2 separate regions of the Homo sapiens genome follow, and region 1 is linked to region 2. A link is an interaction called in ENCODE POLR2A ChIA-PET data of the cell type or tissue named here. Cell type or tissue: Panc1. All regions are shown on one strand.

Evidence for each region. Peaks named below come from ENCODE experiments on the same cell type or tissue, not always from the same donor. Only the 100,000 strongest peaks of a DNase experiment are listed, where the experiment ranks them.
Region 1: POLR2A ChIA-PET joins it to region 2 with 7 read pairs; 3 of 35 experiments call an interaction of 5 or more read pairs at or near these places.

The regions. Positions count from the first base shown.
Region 1 is chr12:112,112,064-112,120,063 of GRCh38, forward strand. No RefSeq gene overlaps it. Among named protein-coding and RNA genes, the nearest start is that of NAA25, 7.3 kb to the left of the region's middle. In Panc1, no CTCF peak of the experiment used is centred here; no DNase peak of the experiment used is centred here; H3K27ac peaks cover 2,222 bases.
Region 2 is chr12:112,350,945-112,358,944 of GRCh38, forward strand. The region is part of intron 1 of HECTD4 (HECT domain E3 ubiquitin protein ligase 4); the gene reads right to left. Among named protein-coding and RNA genes, the nearest start is that of HECTD4, 27 kb to the right of the region's middle. In Panc1, no CTCF peak of the experiment used is centred here; no DNase peak of the experiment used is centred here.

The sequences.
Region 1 (8,000 bases), 240 kb before region 2:
ACACTGCACTCCAGCCTGGGCAACAGAGGGAGACTCTGTCTCAAAAATATATATAAATAAATAAATACTCCCTGGATAAGGATCATTTGAGCCCAGGAGTTTGAGGCTGTAGTGAGCTATGATTGCACTACTGCACTCCGGCCTGGGTGACAGAGCGAGACCCTGACTCTCCAAAAACAAACAAACAAAGACTCCCGGGATGAAGTTATCAGGCAAAGTACAACAAAATATTTGAGACATACATACATACATTCACTGTTTATCTTAAATTCAAATTTAACTGGGTGTCCTGTATTTTTATTTGCTAAATCGGGCAACCCTGCGCTAGGGGAAACTCCATGCCCCCCAAATCATGCTAAGCAGCAACAATGAAGGGCAGATGCCTCAGGCAAGCTGACCCTAGGATCACTCAGAGATGGTGTGTGACCCTGCTGAGGTTGGGCTAGGACAGGGAAAAGGAGGGAGGAGAGCTGGGGTTCACCTTTGGTGCAAGTGAAAGAGATGATGAGTCACCTGAGATTTAAGAATTTCCCAGGAATGGAAAAATACAGCACCTTTAAGGGGAGCACATATGAGGCTCCTAACCAAGGCTCGGGTTACTCAGCCATGTTCTTACGCTACCTTTGTTGGCCTGGCCCCAGAGGAATGCTGATAGACTTGGCACCCAGCTCCCTGAACTTGGCAAGACCAGGGCATCATATGGATCTACCTAGCAGAGGCTTCTAGAGTCTTAGGTCACCATCCTTAGTGGGATATATTTCCCTCCACTCTGAAAGACTGCTTAGCATCCAACTAGGATTAATTGGTTGTTCTCTTTTCCCATTCCTACTGCTTGTCCTCAGAACCTAAGAATGAAGCAGTGACTCGCTAGGCTCTGGGCCTGTCCTTACCTGCCGCTGGGAGGCAGCTTGCACACCCTTTGGCAGGCCTGAATCTTTTCGGGTAACAAGATGACCTCTGAGGAAGCCAAAAGCCCATCCTTGCTGTACAATTCAGAACTTGGAGCTCTTAGCGATGACATTATGGAAAAGTGCTTGGTATACAGCAGGTGCTCATTAAGTAGTGTTTTCCATTTTCTCAACTTAGAGGAGGGGCATACAGTCTTCATTTGGTAACATTTTCTCTAGTGAGAAACATTCTCCCTGGCCGGGTGTGGTGGCTCATACCTGTAATCTCAGCGCTTTGGGAGGCTGAGGCAGGTGGATCACTTGACGTCTGGAGTTTGAGACCAGCCTGGCCAACATGGCAAAAACCCATCTCTACTAAAAAATACAAAAATTGGCCAGGTGTGGTGGCCCACACCTCTAATCCCAGCTACTTGGGAGGCTGAGGCAGGAGAATCGCTTGAACCCAGGAGGCAAAGGTTGCAGTGAGCCGAGATCACGCCACTGCACTCCAGCCTGGGCCACAGAGCAAGACTCTGTCCCCCTACCGCCAAAAAAAAAGAAGAAGAAGAAGAAGCAGAAGGAGAAGGAGAAGGAGGAGAAGGAAAAGGAGAAGAGAAGGAGGAGGAGGAGGAGGAGAGGAAGAGGAAGAGGAAGAGGAAGAAGAAATGTTTTCCCTAAAGGGCAGTGAGACACCTGGGTGCTTTGTGCCTGAATAGCTAAGGATACCAGGGAGGGGGACTGCATTACTTGAATATGGTGATGTGGGTGTCTCCATCCAATGATTCTTCTAGTTTTTCTTTTTTTTTTGCGGGGGGGACGGAGTCTCGCTCTTTCGCCTGGGGCCGGACTGCAGTGGCGCTATCTCGGCTCACTGCAAGCTCCGCCTCCCAGGTTCTCGAGTAGTTGAGACTACAGGCGCCCGCCACCACGCCCGGCTAATTTTTTGTATTTTTAGTAGGGACGGGGTTTCACAGTGTTAGCCAGGATGGTCTGGATCCTCCCGACCTCATGATCCGCCTGCCTCGGCCTCCCAAAGTGCTGGGATTACAGGCGTGAGCCACCGCGCCCAGCCTATGGTTTTATTTTTAACACGTAAATATTTGATCCATTTGGTATTTATTTCCATATGAATAATAAGGTAGTCTTTCGGCCAAGCGTGGTAGTTCACACTAATCCCAATACTTTGGGAGGCCAAGATGGGCAGATCACTTGAGGTCAGGAGTTCGAGACCAGCCTGGCCAACATGGTGAAACCCAGTCTGTACTGAAGATACAAAAATTAGCCGAGCGAGGTGGTACGTGCCTGTATTCCCAGCTACTCAGGAGGCTGAGGCAGGAGAATCACTTGAATCTAGGAGGAGGAAGTTGCAGTGAGCTGAGATCTCACCATTGCACTCCAGCCTGGGCGACAGAGCAAGACTCCCTCTCAAAATAAACAAATTAAATAAATAAATAAATAAATAAATAAATAAATGTCAGGTGCGGTAGCTCATGCCTGTAATCCCAGCACTTTGGGAGGCCGAGGTGGGCAGATTGCCTGAGCTCAGGAGATGACAACTAGCCTGGGCAACCTGGTGAAACCCCATCTCTACTAAAAATACAAAAAATTAGCTGGGCGTGGTGGCGTGCGCCTGTAGTCCCAGCTACTTGGGAGGCTGAGGCAGGAGAATTGCTTGAACCCAGGAGGCGGAGATTGCAGTGAGCTGAGATCTCGCCACTGCACTCCAGCCTGGGCAACAGAGCAATACTCTGTCTCAAAACGAATAAATAAATAAGGTGAGATTTCAATTTTATCTTTTTCAGTTGTATCTATCTATCTATAGTGGTCATATAAATATATATAGTAGCTGTATAAATATATAAAGGGAATATATATATACATATATATACACATGTATATATTTTTGTTTTGTTTTGTTTTGTTTTTGCCGGGTGCGGTGGCTCGCAGGCTGGGCGCAGTGGGTCACACCTGTAATCCCAACAATTTGGGAGGCCAGGGTGGGCGGATCACTTGAGGTCAGGAGTTCAAGACCAGTCTGGCTAACATGCTGAAACTCCATCTGTACTAAAACCACAAAAATTAGCCGGGCGTGGTGGCAGGCGCCTGTAATCCCAGATTACAAGAGAGGCAGGAGAATCACTTGAACCTTGGAAATGGAGGTTGCAGTGAGCTGAGATCGCGCCACTGACTCCAGCCTGCGTGACAGAGTGAGACTCCATCTCAAAAAAAAAAAAAATATATATATATATATAAAATGTATTTTATATATATATATATTTTTTTTTGGTAGAGACAGGTTCTTGAACACCTGGCTTCAAGCAATCCTCCCACCTCGGCCTCTCAAAGCCAAGGGAGCCACCATGCCTGACCTCAACCCCTATTTATTGAATAGTCCATCTTTTTCACAAAGCACCCAATGCCATCATTATCATATATTAAATTTCCATATGCATTTCTGGCTAGTCATGGAACAGTCTCTAGTCTCTATTCAAGGGCAGGTCAACACCGGAGTCTGCAGAGTTGGCTGGATTATCTGATCTGAGTCTGGGCTTGCTCTATACAGCCTCTGAACTACTCAACTCTTGGGAGAACATTGTCAGCTGCATTTGGGCTACTGGATGCTAAGAATGAGGCCCTTGATTTGGAATGAAGTCACCTTGAGGGGGTAGTGCTGCTTTGTGGCCAGTTCCCTGAGAAAGCGTATGAGATAAGGAATTAAAACCACCCAGGAAATTTTTTAAATAATTCTAAAATTTATATGAAAATAGTAATGACCTAGAATAGCCAAAATGGCAAGGCCAGTTGCAATGGCTCACATCTGTAATCCCAGTACTTTGGGAGGCCAAGGTAGGACGATTGCTTGAGTTCAAGACCAGCCTGGGCAACATAGCAAGACCCCCATCTCTACAAAACTAAAAAAATTAGCTGGAAGTGGTGGTGCACCCTTGTGGTCCCAGCTACTCTGGAGTGTGAGGCGGGAGGATTGCTTGATCCAGCCAGGAGTTTGAGGCTGCAGTGGGCTATGACCCTTTCTCAAAATAAATAAATAAATAAAGCCACATTCGTTAAGACTGTGGAGAAATAGCATAAGGATAAACAGGTAGATGTGTAGAACAGAGAGCCCAGAAATAGATTCTATACATATGGTCACTTGATTTATGACAAAGGCCCAAGTGAAATTCAGTGGAGAAAAGATTTTTTCTCCCAGTAAATGGAACCATAGGTTATGTTTTTATTTATTTATTTGGTCTGTTTGTGAGGCAAGGTCTCACTTTGTCACCCAGGAGGGAGTGCAGTCACACAATCACAGCTCACTGCAGCCTTGAACTCCTGGGCTCAAGCGATCCTCCTCCCTCAGTCTCCCGAGTAGCTGGGACTACAAACACACATCAGAATGCCCAGCTAATTTTTTCACTTTTTTGTAGAGGCAGGGGTCTTGCTATGTTACTCAGGCTAGTCTTAAACTCCTGGGCTCAAGCAATCCTCCCACCTTTGCCTTCCAAAGTGCTGGGATTATATATATGTGTGAGCCACTGTGCCCGGCCTCACACCTTAGGCAGTGTTGGGGGAGAGAACTGAGTGAGGGCTTTTCCTGGGAAATCAGACTAAAACAAAGTGATCCTAACTCTCCTCCTCTAGACACTAGGAGGGTCTCTGCAGGTGTCTGTGGGTTGAAGCTGCCCGGGGAAGGCAGCGGTGGCCCCTGGGAACTCTGCCTGGCAAACAGGCAGCCTGGAAAATGTCCCAGCATGCTCTGAGGCCTCTGGTCCAATCCCAGTCCTCCTCATGAATATGTATGAGTCCCCAGTTATCAGCTGCGGCTCTGAGCCTCTTCCTCCCTGCTCAACCCCCCACCGCTCTCTTCCCCACACAAACATCCCTCACCCTTCCTCTTCTCCTTGATAACTGTCAACATCTCTTGCTCCTTGCTTCAGAACTGATGAAATAATGTGAACATTTCAGGGCCTGAGGACATATCTAGAGTGTTTCAGGGCCTGGCACCTTGATTAGGAAACTGGCTTTTAGCAGTAGTTTCACAAATAATTCTCCAGTTAGAGATGAATATACTTGTGACTATGTGCCAATAATAATAATAATAATAAAATCAGATGAATGTCTAAAGCCCGCCTTGGAAGACCTAACTCCATCTAGAAAATAAAAGTGCGTGATGTCCTTCTGTGGCAGACACTGTCCTTTGCTCTTGCTTCCCTAATAGCTCCCTCCCTGGTTACTCCCCTGTTATTCCCTGGTTACTTCCCCTCCCAGTGTGTCAATTATCTAAGCCTCTTTGAGTAATCAGATGGCCAGCTAATGAGTGAGTGCCTGAGTCACCCTGGGGCCACTGAAAAATAAAAAAAGATGGAATTCCAAAACTTGTAGGTAGAAATTAAAAGACTGCATTGTTTTGGTTTTTAAGCCAGAGCCAGTACAGTGGCTTACACCTGTAATCCCAGCACTTTAAGAGGCTGAGGTGTGAGGATCATTTGAGACCAGGAGGTCAAGGCTGCCGTGAGCTGTGATTGTATCACTGTATTCCAGCCTGGGTGAGACCTTGCCTCAAAAAAATTTTTTTTTAATTAAAAAAAAAAAAAGCCAGGGGCCAGGTGCGGTGGCTCATGCCTGTAATCCCAGCACTTTGGGAGGCCGAGGTGGGCAGACCACGAGGTCAAGAGATCAAGACCATCCTGGCCAACATGGTGAAACCCCGTCTCTACTAAAAATAAAAAAATTAGCTGGGCGTGGTGGCGTGCGCCTGTAGTCCTAGCTATTCGGGAGGCTGAGGCAGGAGAATCACTTGAACCTGGGAGGAGGAGGTTGCCGTGAGCCAAGATCACACCACTGCATTCCAGCCTGGTGACAGAGCAAGACTCCGTCTCAAAAAAAAAAGAAGCCAGGGCTAAATAAATATTAATAAATCATGAGAGCTAGAGATATTTATGTACACACGGATGACTGGAACTTTTAATAACCAAAAGCCAAATAAAGGCAAACTCTATAGCCCATTCCGGTAATTCTACTCCTGGGTGTATACCTAACAGAAATTAACATCATATCTAACCAAGAACAAGAATATTCATACCTGGCTGAAACTAGAAACAAGCCAAATGTTCATTAACTGTAGAATGGGCTAATAAATTGTGAAGTTGTGAAGATATTCACAATTTATTAAGAATACTACATGACAATGAAAAGGAATGAACTAAGGTTATATGCAATGACATGGGTGAATATAACATTCAAGATATTGCCTGAAAAAAGTCTGACACAAAATAGTATATATTTCATCATTCTATCTGTTCCTACGGAATAGAACAGGCAAAACTATTCTTTTTTTTTTTTTTTTGAGATGGAGTCTCGCTCTGTTGCCCAAACGGGGGTGCAGTGGTACAATCTCGGCTCACTGCAACCTCTGCCTTGCGGGTTCAAGCGATTCTTTGGCCTCAAAGTCACAAGTAGCTGAGACTACAGGCATGAGCCACCATGCCCGGCCAATTTTTGTATTTTCAGTACAGACGGGGTTTCAGCATGTTGGCTAGGCTGGTTTCGAACTCCTGACCTCGTGAGCTGCTGGCCTTGGCCTCCCAGAGTGCTGGGTTAATAGGCATGAGCCACCGTGCCTGGCCGGGCATTTTCTATTTCTTGATCTGAGTGATGGTAACAGGGGTATATACAAATACAAAACTCCACTCCTAGGTGAAATTTCTCCTAGAGAAATGAAAACATACATCCATGCAGGGCTGGGTGCGGTGGCTCACGCCTGTAATCCCAGCACTTTGGGAGGCCGAGATGGGCGGATCACGAGGTCAGGAGATCGAGACCATCCTGACTAACACAGTAAAACCCTGTCTCTACTAAAAATACAAAAAAATTAGCCAGGCGTGGCGGCAGGCGCCTGTAGTCGCAGCTACTCAGGAGACTGAGGCTGGAGAATGGTGTGAACCTGGAGGCGGAGGTTGCAGTGAGCTGAGATTGCGCCACTGCACTCCAGCCTGGGTGACAGAGTGAGACTCTGTCTCAAGAAAAAAAAAAGAAAACATACATCCATGCAAAATTTGTATACGGTTGTGTAGAACAGCATTCTTGGCTGGGCAAGGTGGCTGAAGCCTGTAATCCCAGCATTTTGGGAGGCCAAGGCAGGCAGATTGCTTGAGTCCAAGAGTTCGAGACCAGCCTGCGCAGCATGAGGAAACCCCATCTCTACAAAAGATACAAAAAATTAGCTGGGTGTGCTGGCATGCACCTGTAGTTCCAGCTACTCAGGTGGCTGAGGTGGGAGAATTCCTTGATCCCGGGAAGCAGAGGTTTCAGTGAGCCGAGATTGTGCCGCCACTGCACTCCAGGCTGGGTGATCAAGGCAGACTCTGTCTCAGAAAAAAAAAAAAAAATTGAAAGAAAAGGAAAGAAATGAAGTACTGATGAATGCTATAGTATGGATGAACCTTGAAAACATCATGCTAAGTGAAATAAACCATCACAAAAGTCTCCATATTGTATGATTCCATTCATATGGAATGTCCCAAATAGGCAAATCTATGAAGAAAGAAAACTGATGGGTGATTGTCAGTCCGGGCATGGAGATGAGGGAAGTAACTGTTAATGGGCACAGTTTCTTTTGGGGATGATAAAAATGTCCAGGATCACCGGGCACAGTGGCTCACATAATCCTGGTACTTTGGGAGACCAAGGTGGGCGGATCACTTGAGGTCAGGAGTTTGAGACCAGCCTAGCCAATATGATGAAACCCCGTCTCTACTAAAAATACAAAAATTAGCTGGGCGTGGTGGCAGGTGCCTGTAGTCCCAGCTACTCGGGAGGCTAAGGCAGAAGAATCGCTTGAACCCGGGAGGCGGAGGTTGCAGTGAGCCGAGATTGCGCCACTGCACTCCAGCCTGGGCGACAGAATGAGACTCCATCTCAAAAAAAAAAAAAAATTGTCCAGGAACTAGATTGCAGTGATAGTTGCACAAATCTGTGACTATACTAAAAAATCATTGTGAAGTCTACTTTTTTTCTTTTCTTTCTTTTTTTTTTGTTTTTTGAGACAGAGTCTCAAACTCTGGGAGGCAAACTCTGCCTCCCAGGTTCAAGCGATTCTCCTGCCTCTGCCTCCCA
Region 2 (8,000 bases):
TCTCCCTAAAAAAGAGCTTAATTCCATGTCAGAAATCTACTGGAGTGTGAATGGCAGCATACATCATCACTTTCATTCAAAATGTGTGGTCAGCTTGGTCACTGGCCACCTCGTTTCATATTCTACAGAGGAAGACATGTTTGGTTTGGGTAAGGGTTTATTTCCCATGTCTTGCAGATCTGAAGATCTGTACCTAGCTTTCTGTGTAGGTATATCAAATAGCCAGTCCCTGCACTCCCCTCCTGACTTGCTTTATCAATGTTTTCAAAGAATTCAAATCTCTTGCTTCCAAATAGAAGCTTACTGTAAGATGAGCAGTCCCTGTGCACAAAGGAGACAAGGAGACCAGCCTCATGATCGCGTCAGAAGTGGTGGTTTGGCACTATCATCTCTAACCAAATGTGCAGGGCAGGGCAGGTTTGCATCTGCCAGGACACAGATAAGGGAGTATGGCTGGGCTTCCTTCTCCTATCTCAAAATATGGCTCATAACAGCATGGAGATCTTCTCTAGGTAACCAATTTAAATAATCTTTTAATAGTAGAAAACCAGGCCAGTGGTTTAGGAAACAAGTCTGTTTAAGCAAGTATTCCAACAAAGACAAATCTATAAATTTCCAGGTCTGTCTATAAACTATTCATAGTGGCTAAATAAATATCATGCTTTAATAAATACAAATTTCTAGGCAAGGGGTAAAAGTGAAAGGTGTTAATTTAGTGTGTTTAGTTGTCTTCTTGCATTAAAGCTACAGATAAATCATGGAAGATCATAAATGACTATTTTTACTTTTTTTATGCTACACTGACTGACATAAAGATTTTACTACCAAGGATGGCATAAGTACCTACGTAGTAACATAGCCTAATAGATAAAATTACTGTCGGCATGTTTAAAAGGCAAAAATTCTAACCCAAAGTATCTCAGTCATCTCAGTCACTAATCTTTCTGTTATTCAGTTTCTTAATCTTTAAAACAAAGACAGAATGAATATGGCCTACCATTTCCCTTCACTTTCCTATTTTGGTGTTTTCATTCAATTTAACAGATATTCAGCAAAACTACCACACTATGGGTAGTGAGAAGGCTGAGGAGCTCTCATATAAATGCATATGCAGTTATAGGGAAACTAATAACTTTTCCTATTAAGAAGCTTTTGCTTTTTAATTTTTTAAATTTTTTTGAGACAGGGTATGCTCTTGCACATAAGAACGTTTCAATTAGATGAAGAAAATACCTATGGTGGCGAGGAGGGGACATCAGAAGAATATGAGTTAGGGTAGCTGTTCTCAACCCTGGCTGAATATTAGAATTGCTTTGAGAGCTTTTAAACGAGACTAATGAGTTGGTCTCATCCCAGTCTGGTTACCTTAGAATATCTGTGGATGGAGCATCTTTTTTTTTTTTTTTTTGAGACAGAGTCTTGCTCTTGTTGCCCAGGCTGGAGTGCTGCAGCACAATCTCGGCTCATTGCAACCTCCGCCTCCTGGGCTCAAGCGATTCTCCTGCCTCAGCCTCCCGGGTAGCTGGGATTACAGGTGCCTGCCACTACGCCCAGCTAATTTTTATATTTTTAGTAGAGACAGGGTTTTACCATGTTGGCCAGGCTGGTCTCGAACTCCTGACCTCAGGTGATCTGCCCACCTCAGCCTCCCAAAGACATCATTTTTTTCCCTTCTTTTTTGAGACAAGGTCTTGCTGTGTTGCCCAGGCTGAAGTACGGTGGTGCCATCACAGCTCACTGCAGCCTCAACCTCCTGGGCTCAAGCAATCCTCCCACCTCAGCCTCCCAAGTAGCTAAGACCACATGTATATGCCAAAATGCCCAGCTAGTTTTTTGATTTTTTGTAGAGACAGAGTCTCGCTATGTTGCCAGGGCTGGTCTCGAACTCCAGGGCTCAAGTTATGCTCTTGCCTCAGCCTCCCAAAGTGCTGGGGTTGCAGGCATGAGACACCACAACCAGCCCAACATAAGTGTTTTAAAATAAGACAACCATCATTCTGGCTTGTGATGAGACCTTGTCTGTAATGAAGAAAACTTCAGAATTCCTATAAGTCAGTTGCCAAAAGGCTAGAAGCATCATTGATTTCCTGTTAGCAAACATCCATAACAAAGACTAAGTCCTTGCTTTACCCCAGACCAAAACAGAACATCAACTCTATGGAAACCAGCAGAAGAATTTCATAAGAACCAAGGAGCTGACTGACAGCCACCTGACTGGCAGCCACCATTACCAGGTTAAAACTATGTCTGATGATGTTTCTTGACAGCTCTGCGTTCCAAGAATGAGCACATGGCTTCATTACAATCAAGGGGCAACTTAAAGAACAGGTGAGGGATTCTTTCTAAGTATCTTTCTAGGCTAATGGATATTTTATCAAACCTGTCTTATTTCCCTAAATTCTAAACATGCTACTGAGAGAAAAGGCTCTAAAATTATTAACCCATGTACAGACTATTTTGTTTTTGTCATTTCTCTTATAGAAGAACATATATTACTAAAAAAAGTCAGCTTCGTATTGTCTTTTATATTTTGTAAAATGTGGCTCTTTCCTGAGTTTCAACAATGACTGGTTGAATAGAGATGAGTCATTTTAAGAAACTACAGGCGGGGTGTGGTGGCTCATGCCTGTAATCCCAGACTTTGGGAGAACAAGGAGGGTGGATCACAAGGTCAGGAGTTCGATACCAGTCTGGCCAATATGGTAAAACCCCATCTCTACTAAAAATACAAAATTAGCTGGGTGTGGTGGGAAACTACAACCAGATCCTTTCATGCATCAAAGAAAAACCCAAAATAAGTTCTAAACTTCAGCTTTAAAAAGTTAGGCTAGAAGAATCATTTCCTGTCCTCATAGAATCCACTTGCTTGCTGAAAATATTATAGAAATAGAACTTTATTAATGTGAAGGGTAATTTTAATCTCATCAGTTAACATTTGCCAAAATGGAATATGTGCTCGACAGGATTAATAATAGTGGTTTTTAGCCAGCACAGTGGTGCATGCCTGTTGCCCAGCTACTCAGGAGGCAGATGTAGGACAGTCACTTGAGCCCAGGAGTTCAAAGCCAGTCTGGGTAACACAGCAAGAACCTACCTCTAAGAATAATAATAATAATAGATTTTTATTTTTTATTTTGATTTTTTTTGAGATAGGGTCTCGCTCTGTTGTCTAGGCTGGAGTGCAGTGGCGTGAACACAGCTCACCGCAGCCACGACCTACCAGGCTCAAGCAATCCTCCCACCTCAGCCTCTTGAGTAGGCACGTACTACCGTGACCAGCTAATTTTTTAATTTTTTGTAAAAGCAGGATCTCGCCATGTTGCCAAGACTGGTCTTGACCTCCTAGGCTCAAGCATCCTCCTGCCTAGGGCTCCCAAAGTGCTGGGATTACAGGTGTGACCTATCACCCAATAGTGTCTTTTTTTAATCCATTGGTTTGAAATTCTTCACCCTGCCTCCTAAAAGAGACAGAAAGAGGGAAAAACCTGGGTATGTTATTCATAATGCTTCTATTAAAACCAAGGAGCAGCCAGTAGTTTGAGACTAGTCTGAGCAAACATGGTGAAACCTCGTCTCTACAGAAGATATAAAATTAGCTGGGTGTGGTTGTACACACCTGTAGTCCCAGCTGCTTGAGAGGCTGAGGGAGGAGGATTGCATGAGCCCAGGAGGCAGACATTGCAGTGGGCCAAGATTGCGCCATTGCACACCAGCTTGGGCAACAGAGCAGACTGTCTCAACAAAACAAAACAACAACACACACACACACACGCACGCACAAACACACATACACACAGCAACACTTCAAATCTCAAATTATTTTGGGTCACCACCAAAAAATTATATTCTCAACCATGGTCTATGCTGGTTATTCCAATCCTAGTTCAATTTCAAATCATCATAAATATTAAGAATTTGAGCCTTTGTACAAATAAAAACTAGACTCAAAACAAAGATGAGCGCTGCCCTACAGGTCAAATATTTATTCTATGCTATATTTAAATAAGCATAAGGTTAAGGGTTTGCCAAATGGGATTTTAATTTTTTTTTTTTTGAGATGGAGTCTTGCTGGGTCACCCAGGCTGGAGTGCAGTGGCGCTATCTCGGCTCACTGCAACCTCCGCCTCCCGGGTTCAAGCCATTCTCCTGCCTCAGCCTCCAGAGTAGCTGGAATTCAGGTGCGTGCCACCAGGCCCAGCTAATTTTTGTGTTTTTTAGTAGAGACAGGGTTTCGCCATGTTGGCCAGGCTGGTCTCAGAACTCCTGACTTCAGGCCCGCCTTGGCCTCTCAGAGTGCTGGGATAACAGGTGTGAGCCACCGCGCCGGGCGCCAAATGGGATTCAAAAAAAAAAAAAAAAAAAAATTGTGGGCCAGGCACGGTGGCCGACACCTGTAATCCCAGCTACTCGGGAGGCTGAGGCAGGAGAATGGCTTGAACCCGGAAGGCGGAGGTTGCAGTAGGCTGATACCGCGCCACTGCACTCCAGCCTGGGCGACCGAGCAAGAGACTCCGTCTCAAAAATAAAAATAAAGGCCAGGCACGGTGGCTCACACCAGTAATCCCAGCACTTTGGGAGGCCGAAGTGGACAGATCACCTGAGGTCGGGAGTTCGAGACCAGCCTGACCAACATGGAGAAACCCCATGTCTACTAAAAATACAAAAATTAGCTGGGCGTGGTGGCACATGCATGCCTGTGATCCCAGCTGCTTGGGAGGCTGAGGCAGGAGAATCGCTTGAGCCCGGGAGGCGGAGGTTGCAGTGAGCGGAGGTCGCACCACTGCACTCCAGCCTGGGAGACAGCGAGACTCTGTCTCAAAAAAACAATAAAAATAAAAATAAAAATAAAATAAAATGTGCCATTCTATTTCATTATATAAAGATTTATTCAATCACATTGTGTGGATGATATCACAGATGCGAACAGTATTAGGAAGCAAAAAGCAATCCCTTCACCTTTCTTAATACTCAAATAATTTTTTTTTAATTTGCCAAAATGAAATCTAGTAAGTCAAAGGGATCTTATTTCTAAGGACTCTTGGATTATAAACAGAATTTCTAGCGGGGTGATAACTGGGGAGAGTCACTTGGCTCAGTCACTGACCTTCCTTTATCCTTAAATTGAGAGTGGCAATTTCATGACCCTGAATAGTATAAAAAATATGTCCCTCAAACGTATAAGCACCATATGAAGCTAATAGCCTTTGAAGGTCTATATTTACTGTGTCATAGATAAGCTCAACTACAATTCGATTTGATTAAAAAATCAGTACAGTGATACTCTAATCCAAAAAATATCAAATGATTGCTAAAAATAAAGGGGATATTGTAAATGGCATAAATTGCATCAAAATGGGAATGAACACTAAATAATTACAGCTATATATGTTCTAAAAACTAATGACAAAAGAAAGCTGAAAAATCCCCAGTAACTTCTCATTAGATCTTTTCCGTCTCACTCTCTTTCTGGTGTGTGTTTTTTGTTTGTTTGTTTTTTTGTTTTTTGTTTTTAGAAAGACAGGGTTGGGCTGTCACCCAGGGTGGAGTGCAGTGGCATGATCTTGGCTCACTGCAACCTCCATTTCCCAGGCTCAAACCATCCATCCACCTCAGCCTCCCAAGTAGCTGGGACTACAGGCGTGCACCACCATGCCCAGCTAATTTTTGTATTTTGGTAGAGACAGGGTTTTGCCATGTTGCCTAGGCTGGTCTCAAACTCCTGGGCTCAAGTGATCCTCCCACCTCGGCCTCCCAAAGTGCTGGGAGGCATGAGCCACCAGGTCAGGCCCCTTTCCTTTTCTTAACCAAGAAGGTAACATACAAAAACTGCCATGATATATTCAAACACTTATGGATAGGGCTAGCTACCAAAAAGTTTAAGGTTCTTCTGAACTTTTAGGCTTCCTGATTAAAAAGAATTATAAAAAGTTCCTTCAACCTTTCTGAGCTAGGGGTTTAGGCACTATAAGTCTCTAAATGTTTACTCTCTGTTTTTGTACTTATCTTGTCATTACATTAACAGACAGTTCGTGGTATGTGGACCATACTTTGAGAGGCATTGTTCTGTACGGAACATACTTTATTTTCCAGAGTAATTTAAAAAGCCTCCAAGTTCACAGTAATGACCAAAATAGACCAAAGGAACTCAGTGTTTTCTGAAAAAAAGCAGGACTAAATGATTTCAAGATCCTTTTCAGCCCCACAAGTTCTATGATCCTAAAGCTAAAGATGTGATTTGACTGGTAAGTAAAACGCTCATTGCCTAATGATAGGCATTTCTGTCACACCAACAGAGTAGCTAAAAGAGGAAAAGTCATAATAAAAAAAAAGTGGGGGTTGGGGGGAATAAGCTCAGAGAAGAGAAAGAATTTAACTGTGAAGTAGACACGGACAGTGAGGAGATGTAGCTCAGTAAGACAGATAAAACGCCAATAGGCTGAACAACATGGTGAAACCCCATCTGCCCAGCTACTGGGTGGGGGGCTAAGGTGGGAAGATAGCTTGAGTCTGGGAGGTTGAGGTTGCAGTGAGCTGTGATGATAAGGAGGGTGGGAGGAAGGATAGAGAAAACAAACAAACAAACTACTAAAGCAGTTACTTCCACTCAGGGTAGGAGATGCAGTTCTCACAAATTAGCCTCTGAAAATTGGCCATTTTAATAATTAAGCCTAAGTCATGAAAGAAAGGTTAAATTATCTTTAAGAACCTTGTTTACCAAAGCAAAGAAGTATGTAATACATAAAAGACTTATATCACAAAGATTACATAGCATTCAAAAAAGACTCCTAGATTCATTATTTCAGAATCTTTATTATACAGTATTAGTTTTATGTTACTTACAAAATGCTAATGTATGGTATGAATGGCATTAATCCAATTCTAGGCTTCTAGTAGGAGCTCAATAAACTGCTACTACCATGTATTTTATTCTTTAACTGCAGAAGCCTCCATGTTCTCATATCTAAAAGATAATTCTGGCCAGGCCCAGTGGCTCATGCCTGTCATCCCAGCACTTTGGGAAGCCGAGGCAGGCGGATCACTTGAGGTGAGGAGTTTGAGACCAGCCTGGCCAACATGGTGAAACCCTGTCTCTACTAAAAATACAAAAATTAGCTGGACATGGTGGCAGGCACCTGTAATCCCAGCTATTCCAGAGGTTGAGGCACAAGAAATTGCTTGAACCTGGGAGGCGTAGGTTGCAATGAGCCAACATCACGCCACTGCACTTCAGCCTGGTGATAGAGCAAGATTCTGTCTCAAAAAAAATAAAAAATAATTCCTATTGTATCTATCCCACAAGTTTATTTTTAGAGGAATAAAATAATGTGGTCAGTTAAAATATGATTCATCCATAAAATAAAATATTATAACCTACTAAAAAGTATTAAGAGCTGGGTACAGTGGCACACACCTGAAATCCCAGCTATTCAGGAGCCCGAAGCAGGGGGATCACTTCAGCCCAGGAGTTCAAGACCAGCTTGAACAACATAGCAAAACCTCATTTCAAAAAGAAAAAAAATCAAAAAAAGCATTATGTAAATTTTATGTTATGAATATGAAAAATATCCTTACACATATTGTTTAGTATAAGGTACAAATAGCATATATAGTATGATCTCAATGACAGAATATTATTCAGGGGTAGTAATAAATGTGCCTATCTGTCTATGACCATAGACAGATTATGATCAAAGAAAGGAGGATTAAACTAACATTTCGAATCATAATTGACGACACCAAAAAGATTCATTCAAAACATGTATCAAGAAAATTTAGAGGAGATACTGTTTCTCAGTTGTAAATAATGCCAGAAAAACTCATAAGGCTACAAGAGACAGAGATCCAAAGCTACATTTGCTAAAAAGAAATTTGTGTCACTGTCAACATAGTAAGAAAGACGCTTACTCTCAACAAACACACATTCTAGATCCTGTAGTATAAGAACGGCCGGCCGGGCGCGGTGGCTCATGCCTATAATCCCAGCACTTTGGGAGGCCGAG